Regions from separate parts of the Homo sapiens genome. Here region 1 is linked to region 2. The links are chromatin loops, found by intact Hi-C in ENCODE. Cell type or tissue: heart right ventricle. All regions are shown on one strand. Each heading gives the region's core, and the rest is flanking DNA. Links, peaks and the distances in the headings are about the cores only.

Region 1 (2,803 bases), core at 279-2,778, 140 kb before region 2:
CCTGGGAGACGGAGGTTGCAGTGAGCGAGATCGCACCACTGCACTGTAGCCTGGGTGATAGAGCAAGACTTTGTCCAAAAAAAAAAAAAAAAAACCCACCAAAACAAACAAAAAAACCCATATAATCCATAATAAGGTGAGAAAGGAGGGAAAAATATATTTTTAAAAGAAACTTCAGGGTAATTAAAATGTTCTTAAATTGGACGGTGGGCACACAGTGTCCCACTTCAACCTGATTCATATACTGCACGTATATTAAATAAATTTTTTTTTTCCAGATGGAGTCTTGCTGTGTTGCCAGGCTGGAATGCAGTGGGGCGATCTCAGCTCACTCACTGCAACCTCCGACTCCCTGATTCAAGCAATTCTCCTGCCTCAGCCTCCCGAGTAGCTGGGATGATGGGCACATGACACCATGCCCAGCTAATTTTTGTATTTTTAGTAGAGATGGGGTTTCACCATGTTGGCCAGGATGGTCTCGATCTCCTGACCTCATGATCCGCCCACCTCGGCCTCCCAAAGTGCTGGGATTACAGGTGTGAGCCACCAAGCCCAATCTAAATAAATATTCTTTTCTCCGAACTCCACAGTTGATAAAAATGTTTAAAAAGCAAAGCAAGTGGCAGAACATTAGGCATATGCAATATGACCTCATTTGTGTGTGTGTGAATATATATATATATATATATATACATATACATATATTCTTTCTGTTGAAGAAAATCTGGGCTGGGCATGGTGGCTCATGCTTGTAATCCCAGCACTTTGGGAGGCTGAGGCAGGAGGACTGCTTGACCTCAGGAGTTTGAGACCAGCCTGGGCAACAGAGTGGGACCCTGTCTCTACAAAAATAATAATGAAAAAACTACCTACATATGGTGGTGCGTGCCTGTAGTACCAGTTACTTGAGAGACTGAGGTGGGCGGATCGGTTGACCCAGGCAAGTGGAGGCTGCAGTGAGCCATGACCGCTCCGCTGCACTCCAGCCTGGGCGACAGAGCTAGACCCTGACTTAAAAAAAAAAGAAGCCAGAAAAATAATCTGAAGCCTGTTTGCCAAAATGCAATCAGAGGTTGTGGTGGGATGGAATTCTGCAGGGAAGCTGCCCATGCCTGCCTTTTTCTATAGTCCATGGAGTTTGCATGTTGTTTTCAGGAAGTATATTATTACTTAATAATTACAAGTCACAAACAGGCCGCAAATATGTTTCCGTTTTGAAAAAATTAATTTGAAACTATGTGATGAGAATAGGATCGATGGCTGCCGTGGGGTCCCCAACGCCTGCCGATCCCGCGGTGTCCTCCGCTCTCCCCAGCACCAGCACCTCCAGCTGAGCGCCCCGACCACCTGCCGTCGTGACCACCTCGCCCACACGGTGGCGCTGCGGGGACAGCCCAGCCTCTCCAGGCTCCGAGGGCAGGGGACTGTTGTGGCAGGGAGGGGGCGGCGTGTCTTCGGGACCTGATTGATTTCTTTGGCCTCCCGCCGACAGCCTTACCAGGTGGCATCCGGAGCGCACGCTGGCAGCCAGTCAGTCGCCTCCGTGGGTAGCTCCGGAGCATTCACGCGGTGGTGCCGCCCAGCCCACCTCCCCCCACCGGAGTCAAATGGGCTCGTGTCTCCTGGCGACAAGACTGGATTCCCAGAGCAGGCCTGGAGGGCTCTCACGGCACTTGTTAGGACAGGCTTGGGGCCTGCCTCCAGAGGACCTTAGGTTCGGGTCCTTGGGGGAGTGCAAGCCGTGTTGACCCACCTCACGCGTCAAGGGAACTACAGAGGAGGGAGAGGGGGGTCTTGCCTGGGCCCCTCTGGGCTGAGGTTGAGTGTTTCTGATCTGTCTCTGAATTCTCCCACATGCAAATCTGAGCAAGCCACTCCCTGCTTAAGACACGCAATGGCTCCCTATCGCCCTCAGGAGAAGGTCCAAGTCCCTAAGCCTGACTCCTGAGGTTCCTTACCACCGCCAACACCCAATGCTCCATCTCACTTAATCCCTTCATTCCCTTAAACCTGTCAGGCACTTTCTTACCTCTGAGGTTCCCACATGCCATTCCCATTCACTCAAACACCTTTTCACTCCTTTTTCTTCTTGGCTAACTCTGACTCATCCTTCAGACCTATAGTTTAAATGTTGCCTCCTCCCGGAAGCACCCCCCTGCCGCCCAGCCCCCAAAGGTCCCCCAGGCTTCCCTTTCTCAACATCACATGGAGTCTCGCTGTGTCACCTAAGCTGGAGTGCAGTGGTACGATCTCTGCTCACTGCAACCTCTGCCTCCCAGGTTCAAGCGATTCTCCTGCCTCAGCCTCCCAAGTAGCTGGGATTACAGGTGCACACCGGTTAATTTTTGTATTTTTAGTAGAGACGAGGTTTTGCCATGTTGGCCAGGCTGGTCTCGAACTCCTGACCTCAACTGATCCTCCTGCCTTGGCCTCCCAAAGTGTTGGGATTACAGGCGTGAGCCACCACGCCCAGGCTTCACACTTGATTCTAATGATGGGTTTATTGCCTGCCTCTTTCATTGGACGGTGGCCTCAGGAGGGCAGGGGTCTGTCTTCCTGGGTCATTACTGCTCTCTCAGGGCCAGGACCATGCAGCACTCAGCAGGTGCTCCATACATTGCTGTGCCATGAGCGAATGTTCGTGACCATACCTCTCCTGGTGGTGGGTGCTTGAGGGGTGTGCAAAGACACTCGGTGGCCTCTGGGTAGGTGGAGGTGGCAGGGACGAGGCACAGTTACCACAGCCTGTCTAAGGAACCACTGGGCTTCCCTTGGACTCCTGCTGTCTGGAGAGACAAACCAC
Region 2 (2,803 bases), core at 259-2,758:
CCCCACGCTGCCCATCCCAGGGGCCAGAACTCTCTTGGTTACAGTCCCAGCTCTGCCACTTTCAGCAGGTGACTTAACTTCTCTGAGCCTGCATTCCCCCACCCGGAAATCCAAAACATCCTGAATTCTGAAGCTCTTATCCTCCCAAGGATTCCTGATAACAGGCATTGGGCGCTCCTAGGCATCCTCTCCTAGGGTGGGAGTGATTCGTCAGAACAGAAGCTTGATTGCTGGTAATATATCATCATCATCATGTGGAATTCATTGAAATGAGTGAATGAAGAAATCACGTGTCTTGAATTCTGAAAGGCCTTTGAGACAGTCGTTCAGGACCTTCTGGAGAAGCAGCAGGGTTGTGGGCCAGATGTCAGGATGGTGGTGTAGCTCTACTCCTGGGGTAGTAGAGCTGCTTAAGAACTTGGGTCCTTCCAGCCAAAGACCCCCCAGGCCTCTGACCCCCACTCAAACTGCCCTGTGCTTTGCTCAGTGATATGATGGAAGCCTAGGGCCTAGGGGATCAGCTGGCATAGGAAGGGTGTCCAGATGGGCAATGGGCCATCCACAGAGAGGGGCGGGGGCTACACAGCTATCCACGCCCAGCCGTCAGGGAATGAGCTGGGGGGGTGGCACCAGGCAGCAGCCTTGTGCAGCAGCCTTGTGCAAAAGCCCTGGGGCCTTGGTTGACCTCAGCGTCGTGGCACAGCTGCCTGACAAGTAGATGGGGACATGGGCTGCTTTAATAGAGGCAGAGTGCCCCATCTGGGGAGGGAGCCGCGGGTCCCTGCAGACTGTGTAGGCTGCTTGCTGAGCTTTAGACATCAGTCCTTGCTCCAGTGAATGAAAGCTGAGGCCTCCACCTGAGCAGCCCTGCCTGCCCCGTGCACTTTGGGCATCGGGAGTCTCAGTGAGGTTGCTTTAGGAAAAAAAAAAAGTGCTTGTTTAAGAGAGTTCAAAACTACCAAACTGGATGACATTCTGCGGCTCCAGAATCATTTTGCAAGCATGTTCATTCATGTCCCTGTCCCCCTGCCGGGCGGCCCACAGCCTCCTTGGAGAGCCCAGACTGACTCCCACCCTTGGTTGTCATTTATCCATTTGGGCAAAAAGAGGTGGTGGTGCTCAGCCAACATCAGTATTGGTTGCAATAAACCTACTACTCTGTGTAGTTGCTTAATAGTTACTGTCTTTCTGGCGACATTGTACCTCATTTCATCCTTCCCAGGTCCCATAAAGTAGGTATCATCATCAGTTTATTTTACACATAGGGACACTGAGGTTCAGAGAGGTCCAGTAATCGGCCCACAGCTTGTCTGAATGAAGATTTGAGGCCAAGCGATGTGAGGGGGCTAGAGCTGCCCAGTGGGAATGGTCAGCAAGCGTGGGCTCCTGTGGTCCAGCGCCATCTGCAGGAGAAGTGGGATACAGCCAGGCCTTAGTGGGTGTGGCTAGGGGGTCATAGTCTGTCCCTAGGCAAGGGAGTGATTATGGGGACCACCTATAATCTTTGCAGATGAGCTAGGCCCGACACATGTCACTACAAACGGAGTGTTTTTAACAGTCCTGTACATGTATATGGGAATTGCACATGGCTTTTGTTGAGCACTTACTGTCGGCTACACTCTGAGCCTAGAGCTTTATCAGTTTTTCGTTTTTGTTTTTGTTTTTTGTTTTTTTGAGATGGAATCTTGTTTTGTTGCCCAGGCCGAAGTGCAGTGGCCAAACTTGGCTCACTGCAGCCTCCACCTCCTGGGTTCATGCAATTCTCCTGCCTCAGCCTCCCGAGTAGCTGGGATTACAGGCTCGTGCCACCACGCCCGGCTAATTTTTGTATTTTTAGTAGAGACGGGGTTTTGCCATCTTGGCCAGGCTGGTCTTGAACTCCTGACCTCAGGTGATCCACCCGCCTCAGCCTCCCAAAGTGCTGGGATTACAGGCGTGAGCCACCATGCCTGGCAACTTTATCCACTTTTATCTGCCAATTTAATCCTCACTGCAGCCCCCCACCCACTTCAGAGAGAGGCAAGGGGCCTTAGCTGTCTTCTCTTGCAGTGAGGGGTCTGTGGAGCTGGGTTTGACTTGGTTCTTAGCCACTGGGCTGTCAGTGGGCTCCACTGCGGTCCCGGAAAGTGGGTATCAAGAACCCTGTTTGACTGAATGATTTGCCCACTGCCCCTCAATTAAAGGTTGTCTTGGGTCTAGAATAAGAGTTTCTGACTTGAAGACCAGTCAGCCCCTCTTCCCAAGTTAGGGGCTGTAGCTGCCTCCAGAAATCAAGTCCCAGGAGCTGCCTCTGAAGGGACAGCAGAAAAGGTTTGCCTCCCTTCATCTGGCGAAGAGGGAGAGGACGCCCTTGGCCCTCCACCCCCATGAAGGAGAGCAACAAGCTGTGTGGCTGGGCAGAGCAGAGCAGAGGACTGGAGTCCACGGTCCTTGATTAACCTTGCTTTGTGATCTTGGGGAAGGGCCTTCCCTACTCTGGTCCCCAGTCACCCTGTAATACAGCCTTTGCATCTGAGTCCCCTTCTGGCAGTGGCTTTCCAAGATGATGAGTATTTGTTAAGTCTGTCATATGCAGGGTCCTGAGCTGAGTTCTCTGGGGGACACAGGTCTCTAGGTGGATGTGTGATGTGATCGGTGGGTGGGTCAACGGGAACACTCTCTGTTCCCTGGAAGAATCTCTTTTCCCATGATCTGAGCTCCCTGACCTCTTGAATATCCATATACTGCTCACTCCATAATGTTCATGGCTATCTTGGCCACTGTGTCTAGCACATAATGGCTCTCATTAAGGTGAAAGAGTGAA

What was found. Peaks named below come from ENCODE experiments on the same cell type or tissue, not always from the same donor. Only the 100,000 strongest peaks of a DNase experiment are listed, where the experiment ranks them.
Region 1: a loop joins it to region 2, with 2.5 times the contacts of the local background. A loop is called at or near these places in 87 of 110 quality-filtered maps.

The regions. Positions count from the first base shown.
Region 1 is chr9:121,549,281-121,552,083 of GRCh38, forward strand. All of the region lies in intron 1 of LOC107987016 (a long non-coding RNA gene), which reads right to left. Among named protein-coding and RNA genes, the nearest start is that of GGTA1, 51 kb to the left of the region's middle. In heart right ventricle, for the core only: CTCF peaks have their summits at 1,381 (motif pointing right) and 1,594; a DNase peak (open chromatin) is centred at 1,381; H3K4me3 peaks cover 643 bases; H3K27ac peaks cover 779 bases.
Region 2 is chr9:121,694,214-121,697,016 of GRCh38, forward strand. The region is part of intron 2 of DAB2IP (DAB2 interacting protein); the gene reads left to right. Among named protein-coding and RNA genes, the nearest start is that of DAB2IP, 44 kb to the left of the region's middle. In heart right ventricle, for the core only: a CTCF peak has its summit at 1,405 (motif pointing left); no DNase peak of the experiment used is centred there.